Regions from separate parts of the Homo sapiens genome. Here region 2 is linked to region 1. Evidence: chromatin contacts called from ENCODE POLR2A ChIA-PET data. All regions are on one chromosome and are shown on one strand. The core of a region is the stretch at or near the end of the contact, and the rest is flanking DNA. Distances in the headings are between cores, read along the strand shown. Region 1 overlaps ANKRD11 (ankyrin repeat domain containing 11). Region 2 holds the start of LINC02166 (long intergenic non-protein coding RNA 2166).

Region 1 (6,716 bases), core at 1,578-4,077:
GTATATGTTCCTGCCTAAGAGAATATGAAGCTTTGTTTTGTTCTTCAGATGGATCCACACTTAGAACCACCATCTTTAAAAAAAAAAAACTGTTTAAAAAGGACTTCCAATTGCATTTCATGAAGGCAGTGGGTAGAAAATCCTTGATCAGTCCCTAATTGGGTGTGTTTTCCATGAATGAGCTATTGGGATACAGAGTGTCGAGAACAAGAAAACAGCTTCTAATATGAAAACAGATGAGGTTCTCCTAAAGCTTCTGTGACAGCTGCATCTAAACAGTTTAACACTGAGGTGGACGGGCGCAGTGGCTCACGCCCCTAATCCCAGCACTTTGGGAGGCCCAGACAGGCAGATCGCTTGAGCCCTGGAGTTCGAGACCAGCCTGGTCAACATAGCAAAACCCCATCTCTACAAAAAACACAAAACTTATCCGGGTGTGGTGGCAAGCATCTGTACTCCCAGCTGACAGGGAGGCTAAGAAGGAAAGGTCACTTAAGCTCAACAGGCAGAGGTGGCAGTGAGCTGTGATCATGCCACTGCACTCCAGCCTGGGTGACAGAGCGAGCCCCCGTCTCAAACAAAAACAAAAACCAAAAAAAACCCACAGACTCAATTCTGGCTGCCAGGCCATCAAGGGCTGTGAAGTGAAGCCCTGAGATCCTTGTGGCAGGACCCTGGACACACAATGACAGTGCCACCAGCCACAGCCATGCCCAGCAAGCAGCTTCCTGTCCAGTGAGCACCAAGGGGCCCTTCTCACACACAGCCTCCCACTCAAACCTCGAGCATCCGCTTCTCTCCTCCTCCACTCTGGGGCACAGAGGCTCTCGCCAGCCCCCACAGCTGCTTCTCCGCTTGTCACCCTGCCACACACCCTCTGTCCCTGCAGTTCCAGGGACAGCCGAGGTGTTCTCACTCTGCACCAAGTGCCTCACGGGCCAGGTCCTGCTTAAAGCCTGAATGAAGCAAAGCTTGGAAAGGACCCAACACAACCTGCCACCAACTGAATGCCTGCCATCCCTCCCCACCCTACGAAGACACTGCATGAAAGCCACCGAGCACGTGACTGCATGACCCCCACACAAAGGGCACGTCCATCGTTCCAACTACAAAGCTCCACGTCCAACACCAGTGGCCTCCTCACCCCCAATGCATATTTGCAACCCATTAGTACCAAAAGTTTAATCACTATTGCTGCCCTGTCTCCTACTACCCCATTCCTTGCCCTCATTAAACTCCTAAAGACAGTGGTCCCTAGATGCCTCCCTCTCTTCCCTATCCAGCGACTTATCACAAACACCCCAACACCCTTTCCTCTCCATCAGATATCACTGAACCTCAACAAGGGGGCCTGAGGTGCCAAAGAAACATCACATAGCACGATCTAGAGTGTAGCAACCACACAGCTAACACCCAAATCAGAGGGTCCTCATGATCCCATCCATGCACCCACATCCCGGCTGTCGTCCACAATCCTACGAATCAGAGGGTCCTCGTGATCCCCATCCGTGCACTCACACTCCCTGCTGTGGTCCACAATCCTACAACAATGCTCCACTCTTGGCCTCGTACCCTAAGTGTCCACATTCCACCTGTTCTCACTCCTCCTACACAGCCACCTTTGGCCCTAAGAACACTGCATCCGGACACGCAGGCCCTCGGCCTCCCAAAGTGCTGGGATTACAGGCGTGAGCCACCGCGCCTGGCCCAACATCATGTATTTATTACATGTACCAGCATTTATCTAATATTTTCCTAAAATACAATAACTTTTTCTTTTTTTTTTTTTTTTTGGAGACAAAGTCTCACTCTGTCACCCAAGCTGGAGTGCACTGGCACAATCTCAGCTCACTGCAACCTCCACTTCCCAGGTTCAAGCAATTGTCCTGTCTCAGCCTCCCAGGTAGCTGGGACTACAGGCGCCCACCACCACGCCTGGCTCATTTTTGTATTTTTAGTAGAGACAGGGTTTCACCATATTGGTCAGGCTGGTCTCCAACTCCTGACCTCAGGTGATCCGCCCACCTTGGCCTCCCAAAGTGCTGGGATTACAGGCATGGAGAGTTGGGCCATCTATTCTCTCACTGAAGCAGGGATGACTTTGTCACATGCACCCTTGCAGACACTGGGCACCTTGCAGACAGTGGGCACCCTGCAGACAGTGGGCACCTTGCAGACACTGGGCACAGGAATTCAGTAAGACTGATAGGTGATGTTTTTAGTTAGGGAGAATATATGTGCAAATTATTTCCATGTAATATAAAAAGAAAAAGTCTCAACTGTAAAATGAGCATAAACAGTCCAATGGTGAAACCTTTTCTCAAAAATCTGAATTGAAAGGACAAGTTATATTAGTGCTCAAGAAAAACTTCTCCCTGATCTGTCAGAATTCACACCATGAGTTCCAAATCACACGAAAGTACTCAAAGTCTTGGCCAAAGCAAACCTACTACAGCACCTAAACACAAATCTCCATTTTCTTTTTTCTTAAATTAGCCTTACTACTATATTATTAAAACTCTCAAACCAAAAGTTGAAACTAAAAATTGAAGTATTTTATAAAGGACATAAGCACAAAAATACCTTCCAAATAATCTTCAAATACGCCTAATTAAAAGCAGGCATTTAATTGCACAAATTTAATGAATTTAACATTTAAAAGTAAAGTTAAACTGCTTCTGAGGCCTTACAGTACCCTAAAATCATTTTCAAAGTCCAAGACGAGACGGTGCTGGACTAGCAGTCCTAGAAAAACCCTCACCAGCACCGCCCCGTCCACCGGAGCGCACGTGAGTCCCGGCATGCGGGCAGGGCAGGAGAGCTCTTTCTATCCCCACCCACCTCTGGCTCACTCCATGAGCACAAGCAAAGCAGTGCCCCGGACCTGGCATCTGTTCATGTTTTACTTGCCCATATCACCATTGTATTTAGTTCTTGGTAGCAGCCATCAACCATCATAAAGCAGCTTCTTTTATTCTTTGCTACTTCAAATCACACATGAAAAAGAAAATGCAAGAATAGAAACACAGAAATGGAAATGGGCCAGGTGTGGTGGCTCACACCTGTAATCCCAGCATGTTGGGAGGCTGAGGCCGGAGGATTGCTTGAGCCCAGGAATTTAAGACCTGCCTAACCAACACAGTGAAACCCAGTCTCTACAAAAAAAAAAAAAAAAAGAAAAATTTGCAGGCATGAGGAATGTTGGTGCATGCCTGTAGTCCCAACTACTTGGAGGCTGAGGTGGGAGGATCACTCGAGGTGGGGTGGTCGAGGCTACAGTGAGCCGTGATCCCACCACTGCATTCCATCCTGGGTGACAGAATGAGACCCTGTCTCAGAAAAAAAGAAACACAGACATGGAGAGAGAAGGCAGCTATCATGGGGCAAATTTAAACCAGGATCTCTGGAAATGCGTTATTTTTTTTTTAAATTATACCCACACACCCCTTCCACATTCTTCTATACTTAGAAAGGGGGTGTGCAGGCCGGGCGTGGTGGCTCATGCCTGTAATCCGAGCACTTTGGGAGGCCGAGGCAGGCAGATCACCTGAGGTCGAGAGTTCGAGACCAGCCTGACCAACATGGAGAAACCCCGTCTCTACTAAAAATACAAAATTACCAGGGCGTGGTGGTACATGCCTGTAATCCCAGCTACTCGGGAGGCTGAGGCAGGAGAATCACTTGAACCTGGGAGGTGGAGGTTGCAGTGAGCCGAGATTGTGTCACTGCACTCCAGCCTGGGCAACAAAAGCGAAACTCCATCTCAAAAAAAAGAAAAGTGTGCATACCAACCTGGTGAGCTAGGTAAGGTGCTCACATACTGGCAACAGAAAGCAGGTGACATGATCAAAGTCATAGACAGGCAGAGCCACACTGAAGAATGCAGTCCTGGCTACAGGTCCCAGCTCCTGCTTCACTGAGCACCCTGAGGGAGCCCTTCCTAAGCAAGGGGAGCCCTGCCTAAGCACTGGGGAGCACTTTATCTCACAACAGGAAAAGGCATTCTTTCCCCTCAGTTTCTCAGAGACCCAGTGACTTCAGGATTTGCAAACAATTGTGTTACTGAATGTGTCACACTCTGCTCCAGCTGCAGGGAAGAACCTGAGTGATGAGAGTACATGATTCTGACTCTGACCCTGACTTCCTCTTAACCTCCATACCCAAATCAAGACCTGTGCATGGAGCTGGCTCAGACCGGGGAGCCAGATGCTGTCTGAAAATATGCCATCAATTCTTTCTACTCACTTAAAATTCAAGTACCTAAGACATTCACCCCCCATTTTGTAAAAAAGCAAACAAAAACATAAGACTCAGAGACAGAATGTAAGAATACAACGAAGTATACCTGGCTGGAAGAACAGCTTTTACAGTGACAGCAACACCCTAATGGGCCCTCAAGACAAACTTGTGCCTCCCTCCGACGGTGTACAAGGAGTTAGGACTTTCCTGTGACCCTCAACAAATACTTGCAAGTATAAAGTTCGTTTTAACTTCTAGACCCGCTTTGTTTTAGTACTGATTGCAGAAGAGGGCTGACAATCCCAAGCTCTAAGCCTTTCTTGTGATTATCATTCCCAAATTCTCTTTCGCTATGCATACATTCCTAAACTCCTACTTTCTCCAAATTCTCAAAACATTCTATTTTACAGAGAGAGACAGGGTCTCACTATGGTGTCCAGGCTGGTCTCTAACTCCTCGCCTCAAGCAATCCTCCTACCCCAGCCTCCAAAACTGGCGGGATTACAGGCGTGAGCCACCATGCCTGGCCTGTCAAGACATTCTAAATTCTATTTTGTTCAATTTAATATCACACAGAAACTAAATATGCCTTCCATCAGCCATGAAAATGACTAATGAAAATGTAAATGACCACGTGGCCCAATCCTGGTTTCCATGGGAAGACCAGCTGGCTCACCACCCAGCTAAGAGTTATGGCCTAAATCAGAGGTGATCGGGGTGATCAGAGGTGAGCAAAGCACTGTTTCTGTAAAGTTTTAGTTTTATTGGAACACAGCCATACACAGCCATGCTTTTGCTTCAATGGCAAAGTTAAGTAGTTTCAACAGAGAAACCTATGGCTGGCAAAGTTCTTTACCACTTGGTCCTCTGTAGAAAAAGTTTGCCAATGCCTGGCCTATGTCAGAATTCTAACTACATCTCTACAGACTAGCCTAACAAGTGGGTCAAGTGCTAATAGTTTTAAGGGTGTTTCGGGTTTTTGTTTTAAAAGTTAATTATCTGTAAAGACAAATCAATGGAGACAGATAGTAGATTAGTGGCTGCCTGGGGTGTGAACAGATTAACTGTGAATTGACAGGAGGGATCTTACTGAAGTGCCAAAAATTTTCTAAAATTGGATTATGGTGATGATTTCACAAATTACTTTTTTTTTTTTTTTTTTGAGACGAAGCCTCACTCTGAGGCCCAGGCAGGAGTGCAGTTGTGTGATCTCAGCTCACTGCAGACTCCGCCTCCCGAGTTTTCAAGCAATCCTCACACCTCAGCCTCCCAAGTAGCTAAGATTACTAAAGGCACATGCCATCAAGACTGGTTAATTTTTGTATTTTTAGTAGAGACAGAATTTCGCAGTGTTGGCCAGGCTGGTCTCAAACTCCTGACCTCAGGTGATCTGCAAGCCTCGGCCTCCCAAAGTGCTGGGATTACAGGCTAGAGCCACCGCACCTGGCCCATTTCACAAATTACTTTTAGTAAGCAAACTTAACTAAAAATCACTGAACGGCATACTTACAATGCATCAATTTATGACGGAAAAAGTATTTCAGTGAATCTTAAAAACTGAAAAAGAAAAGTCAACTATCTGTATAATTGTACTTTGGTAATCTAAGACCTAAAGTTTAGGGTACAAGCTGAAATAAAATCCTAAAAAATCTTTAAAACATGTGTCTAGACGTTCAAAATTTAACCTCTGGTATCAAATAGCTCATTTGCGCCGGGTGCAGTGTCTCACGTCTATAATCCCAGAACTTTGGGAGGCCGAGGCAGGTGGATCACCTGACCTCAGGAGTTCAAGACCAGCCTGGACAACACGGTGAAACCCCATCTCTACTAAAATACAAAAATTAACCAGGCATGGTGGCACACGCCTATAATCCCAGCTACTCGGGAGGCTGCAGCAGGAGAATCGCTTGAACCTGGGAGGTGGAGGTTGCAGTAAGCCGAGATCACACCACTGCACTCCAGCCTGGGCAACAGAGTGAGACTCTGTCTCAAAATAAAACAAAAAAAACTCATTTGCAATTTAGAGACAGGAATTACAGCCAAGTGCACCCCTTACCCCACTCCCCTGGAGCCACAAGCCAAGAGGGCAAGGTAGGGAGGACCAACCATGCCTGGTGTCCTGCCACCAATGGCTCCAGGAACCCCAAGTTCTCTCCCACACCCTGGGCGTGATTAAAACTAGTAACACCTTTCTGTTAGAAACCACAGCGGGTGAGGACACAGCTGTTTACTTTTTTTTTAATCAAGAATGCTGCTCTCAGCACTCTGGGAGGCTGAGGCGGGTGGATCACCTGAGGTCAAGAGATTGAGACCAGCCTGGCCAACATGGTGAAACCTCATCTCTACTAAAAATACAAAAATTAGCCGAGTGTGGTGGCGGGAGCCTGTAATCTCAGCTCAGGAGGCTGAGGCAGGAGGCAGGAAAATCTCCAGACCTGGGAGGCAGAGGTTGCAGTGAGCAGAGATCATGCCATTGC
Region 2 (5,460 bases), core at 2,961-5,460, 240 kb after region 1:
TGAGACAGGATCCTCCCGTGTGCTGAACCGCTTCTGGGTGGGGCTGCAGGAGTAGTTGGCAGGTCCAGGTGGAGCCATCATCAGTCAGTGGGTCCTGTTGGAGCCGTAGGTATCAGACATGCAAAAAACCCTTGCGAGGTACTGCAAAAGGCCAATCTTAGGTTACAATAGCATTGTTATCTGCAGGACCTCTGGAATAATGGCTGATAATTGTTTATGTCTACATCTTAGCCAAATTCAGGCTCCTCTCCTCTCCCTAGCCTGGTGGCCCCTCATTAGTTTTACAAATACAGTTGAGTTTTGGGGAGGGGCTATTATCATGTAAACTATAAACATCTCCCAAAGCTAGCCCAAGAATAACTGAAGGCAGCTTGAAGGCTAAAGGTCAAAGGGGGTTTGGCTACATCAGATCTTCCCCAATTGGCATAATTTTCTCAATGATACAATTTTTGTGGCCGGGCTCGGTGGCTCACGCCTGTAATCCCAGCACTTTGGGAGGCCAAGGCGGGCAGATCACGAAGTCAGGAGATTGCAACCATCCTTGTCAACACAGTGAAACCCCGTCTCTACTAAAAATACACAAAAAATTAGCCGGGCGTGGTGGCGGGCGTCTGTAGTCCCAGCTACTTGGGAGGTTAAGGCAGGAGAATGGCGTGAACCTGGGAGGCGGAGCTTGCAGTGAGCCGAGGTCGCACCACTGCACTCCAGCCTGGGCGACAGAGCAAGACTCCGTCTCAAAAAAAAAAAAAAAAAAAAAAGCCTACATGGTAAATATTTATTCTTGCTACAGTTTATACAAATAACCAGGCCAAGTACAATAAGACTAAAACTTATTTTGAAAACAAATCAGTACTACCTGATTTCACTTTGGTAAAAATAGGAGACTAGAGAGAGAAAAATTATGTTTCAAAATAAACTATAGTATACCTGTTATTAGATTCTAGCCTTGCCTAAGGTTTTTCAACTTTTATTATTTTCTCTTTTTTTGTTTGTTTATTTGTTTTTTCAGACAGGGTCTCACTCTGTCACCCGGGCAGTGGTGTGGTATCAGTTCACTGCAACCTCTGCCTCCTGGGTTCAAGTGATTCTCGTGCCTCAGCCTCCCGAGTAGCTGGGATTATTGGTGTGCACCACTATGGCCAGCTCATTTTTTTGTATTTTTAGTAGAGATGCGTTTCACCATGTTGGCCAGGCTAGTCTCGAACTCCTGACCTCATGATCCACCGGCCTCGGCCTCCCAAAGTGCTGGGATTATAGGCATGAGCCACTGCGCCGGGCCAAAGCCGTGCTTTTCTTAAAGCTCTGCGAACGAAAGCTAGACAACTTAAACCTCAGAAGAGAATAATGGTACCTATTTATATACATAAACCACTTTCACGCCTGCCTGCTGTGTATGGACTTCAGAGGAACACAGCCTACGTCAGTTTTCTAGGATTGTTCTCTCCACGTGCTCTTTGTTTTCTTTCTTTCTTCTTCCCTCTATTTTCCTCCCTCCCTCCCTTCCTTCCTTCCTTTCACAAAGTCTCACTCTGTTACCCAGGCTGGAGTGCAGTGGCACGATTTTGGCTCACTGCAACCTCCGCCTTCCGGGTTCAAGCGATTCTCCTGCCTCAGCCTCCCGAGTACCTGGGACTACAGGCAACCACCACCACACCCAGCTAATTTTGTTAGTTTTAGTAGAGACGGGGTTTCACCATGTTGGCCAGGCTGGTCTCGAACTCCTGACCTCAAGTGATCTGCCTACCTCGGCCTCCCAAAGTGTTGGGATTATAGGCATGAGCCACTGTGCCTGGTCACAACACCTGCATTTTCTTTTTTTTTTGTTTTTTTTTTTGAGACAGAGTCTCACTCTGTCACCCAGGCTGGAGTGTAGTGGTGTGATCTTGGCTCACTGCAAGCTCCGCCCCGTGGGTTCACACCATTCTCCTGCCTCAGCCTCCCGAGTAGCTGCAACTACAGGCACCCGCCACCATGCCTGCCTAATTTTTTGTATTTTTTAGTGGAGATGGGGTTTCACTGTGTTAGCCAGGATGGTCTCTATCTCCTGACCTCGTGATCGACCCGCCTCAGACTCCCAAAGTGCTGGGATTACAGGCATGAGCCACCACGCCTGGCCAACACCCCCATTTTGTATACCACACTCAACTCCCCCATTTTCTACATGCTGATCAAAACCAATCTGAATGGAGTCTAGGTCTGGCTGTGGGCTGTTGGGAAGAGGCCCCCAAATCTGGCCATCAACTGGCCGCAAAACTGGCCATAAACAAAATCTCTGCTGCACTGTGACATGCTCATGATGGCCATGACTCCCACACTGGAATGAGGGCAAGGAACACCTGGCCCACCCAGGGCGGAAAACCGCTTAAAGGAGTTCCTGAACCACAAACAATAGCATGAGCGATCTGTGCCTTAAGGACGTGCTCCTGCTGCAGATAACTAGCCAGACCCATCCCTTTATTTCCCGTAAGAAGTGCTTTTAATCTATAATCTATAGAAACAATGCTTATCACTGGCTTGCTGTCAATAAATATGTGGGTAAATCTCTGTTCGAGGCTTTCAGCTTCGAAGGCTGTGAGACCCCTGATTTCCCACTCCACACCCTATATTTCTGTGTGTGTTTCTTTAATTCCTCTAGCGCCGCTGGGTTAGGGTCTCCACGACCGAGCTGGTCCCGCAGTGGGCAGTGGTTTGGGCCCGACCGAGCTGGTCCCGCAGTGGGCGGTGGTTTGGGCCCGACCGAGCTGGTCCCGCAGTGGGCGGTGGTTTGGGCCCGACCGAGCTGGTCTCGCAGTGGGCGGTGGTTTGGGCCCGACCGAGCTGGTCTCGCAGTGGTTTGGGCCCTGCTTGCTCGACTGGATTTCAACAGTGAAGCCAGATTAGAGGACATGCTGGCTGCCCCGATCCTGGACCTGGACCAATGGTGCTTCCTAAACATTCCATGTCAACTTTTCTTTTTCCACCTTCCAGGGCTGGGCTGTGAAAGAGATTGGAGAGGCAGGTGCCTGTGAGAGAAGCTTCTACCAGCCTGGGAAGTCAGGTCTTCCATGAGTGAGGGGAGGTATCTACTTTGCCAAACCTTGTTAGGGAATGCTGACATAGCTGCCTCTTCCTGCCCAGAAGCTAAGCTTGAATGCCACCCCTCACAGAGCTTCTCTCCTGTCTTTCACTCACTCCTGCTTATTTCTGTGACAGAACTTGACAGCATGGACATTGCCACTTGCTTCCTTCAGTCTCCTGGAGTCCCCATGTCCTGAACACAGAGGAGGCACCCAAATGCTTGCTGAAGCCACATCCCTGGACCAAGTGACCTGACCCTCACCTGGAGGACCTTCACCTTCACCTCTCACCTGGAGGACCCTCTCACCTGGAAGACTCTCTCACCTGGAGGACCACCCCACCTGAAGGACTCCCAACTGGAGGACCCTCTTACCTGGGGGACCCCCTCCGCTGGAGGACCCTCTCACCTGGAGGACCCTCTTACCTGGAGGGCCCTTCACCTGGGGGACTCCCCCACCTAGAGGATCCTCTTACCTGGAGGTCCCCTCACCTGGGGAACCCCCCCCCCACCTAGAGGATCCTCTTACCTGGAGGGCCCTTCACCTGGGGAACCCCCCCCCCCCACCTAGAGGATCCTCTTACCTGGAGGACCCCCCACCGAGAGGACCCTCCCCCCCCACCTGGAGGACCTCCCCACATGAAGGACTCCCACCTGGAGGACCTTCTTACCTGGGGGAACCCGTCTCACCTGGAAGACCTTCACCTGGGTAATCGCCGTGGCCTCCCACTACGGCGCAGCCGGGTCGGCTGCCCGGGCTTCACCCTAAAATAAGGCCCGAACTGCAGCAGTCGGAGCCGATCCCTGGAGCCCAGCGCCTAGGGCGGACCCGCGGGAGCGTCTCTTGGTAACCGTTGCTAAGGAGAGGAAGCCCGGGAAGGAGCTTTCGCGCCTGCGCCGCGGGGCCGTCCGCGTCTGCGCCTGCGCGCAAGAGAGGCGGGGCCAGCGCTCGGCATGGCGGAGCCAGATCTGGAGTGCGAGCAGATCCGTCTGAAGTGTATTCGTAAGGAGGGCTTCTTCACGGTGCCTCCGGAACACAGGGTGCGCGGGGTGCCACCCGGGCAGCTCTGCCCGCCTCGCTAGCGGCACTGCCCGGCTGGGTCTGGGGAGCCTCGTGTCGCGCTGCCGCGCCGAGGCTTCCGGCACGGGCGGGAACGACAGTCCCAGAGTTCCCCGCGGCGGGGGCGGAAGCCGGGGCGGGGCGGGCTCAGGACCCCCGACAGCCGGTCCCTGGAGATCTGAGGGGCCGGGGCGGGCTCAGGGATGCCTCGCGCCCGCGGAGAGACGGGCCCGGGACTTGGGAAGAGCAAGCTCCGGGATCCAGCTCGGGCGCTGCTGGGTTCAGCGCCCGAGCTGGGCTTTGCAGGCTGAGCCGCGAGCCACTTGTTTGTGGGGAGAATTTACACCCGCGACGAGTTCGAGCTTGAAGGCTCCCGCTGGGCTTGGGCTGCATGGAGCGGGGTCCAGCGCTGCCTGGCGGCTTCACGCGAACCCTGGGCGCGTCCCTTGCGGAGGTGCCGGTGCCTCCCTCTGCAGAGACCAGGAGAGAGCCTCTGGGCGTTGGGCGGTGTTGCCCAGGTGCACGGCTGGTGGGGGTGGAGAGCCCTGAACTTTGGCCGCTGGTTTGTGTTTTTAACTGCTGGCTGGTGCTCTGAGAGGCCAAGCCACGTGTTCAGTAAGAATCATTAACAGATCGTGGCTGGATGACAACAGGAGCCACACTTTACTCATCCAGACGTGCAGCAGGCGCTCACCGCGTTGAGAGCCGTGTGCTGGACTCTGGGGTGAAGTAGTGAGTTGGCCTTTTCTTTTTTGTTGTTTTTTTGAGACAGGGTCTAGCGCTCTCGCCCAGGCTGGAATGCAGTGGCGTGATCACGGCTCAGTGCATCGTCAGCCTCCTGGGCTCAAGTGATCTTCCTGCCTCGGCCTCCCAAGTGCTGGAATTACAGGCGTGAGCCACCGCCCCCAGCCTGGCCTGGCATTTCTTTGAGTTCAGGAAGTGTGACAAGGATTTGGACACCCAGAAATAAGCGTGTCGAGAAGAGCACAAGCAGAGGATGTGAGAAGGGGAATTAAGGCGGGAAAGGGAGTTTGAGACTAGGCCATCAGTGAGTGACAGGCCAGATGCTTCTGACTCGGTCCCCAGGTGTCAGGAAGGAATCAGACTGAGGACAAATGCGGCCAGTGGCTCACACCTGTAATCTCAGCAATCTGGGAGGCTGAGGTGGGAGGATTGCTTGAGCCCAGGTTTGATACTGAGGGTTAAGAGAAGGGAAGCCGGGAAATGGGGGCTGTGAGGTTTCAAACCTTGCTACGTGTGCTTTTTTTTTTTTTTTTTTTTTTGAGACGGAGTCTCATTCTGTCACCCAGGCTGGAGTGCAGTGGCGCAGTCTCGGCTCACTGCA

What was found. ChIA-PET counts read pairs that join two places held with the same protein, here RNA polymerase II (POLR2A).
Region 2: POLR2A ChIA-PET joins it to region 1 with 13 read pairs in H1. The contact joins the promoter of LINC02166 here to the enhancer-like site in region 1. POLR2A ChIA-PET finds 5 or more read pairs at or near these places in 2 of 52 experiments (H1 and Panc1).

What each region holds. Positions count from the first base shown.
Region 1 is chr16:89,446,029-89,452,744 of GRCh38, forward strand. The region is part of intron 1 of ANKRD11 (ankyrin repeat domain containing 11); the gene reads right to left. LOC101927817 (a long non-coding RNA gene) reads left to right here. Exons shown (of 3, transcript NR_110932.1): 2 at 4,816-4,966. Among named protein-coding and RNA genes, the nearest start is that of ANKRD11, 41 kb to the right of the region's middle. RefSeq lists a silencer at 4,033-4,112. Within about 2 kb of position 2,828, at least 3 of the 41 ENCODE cell types and tissues checked have a DNase peak (open chromatin) inside an H3K27ac peak, as active enhancers do.
Region 2 is chr16:89,682,702-89,688,161 of GRCh38, forward strand. It overlaps LINC02166 (long intergenic non-protein coding RNA 2166), which reads right to left and starts at 4,211. Exons shown (of 3, transcript NR_184152.1): 1 at 3,746-4,211; 2 at 2,109-2,974; 3 at 1-475. CDK10 (cyclin dependent kinase 10) reads left to right here and starts at 3,988. Exons shown (of 13, transcript NM_052988.5): 1 at 3,988-4,096. The coding sequence starts at 4,010. RefSeq lists a silencer at 4,173-4,422.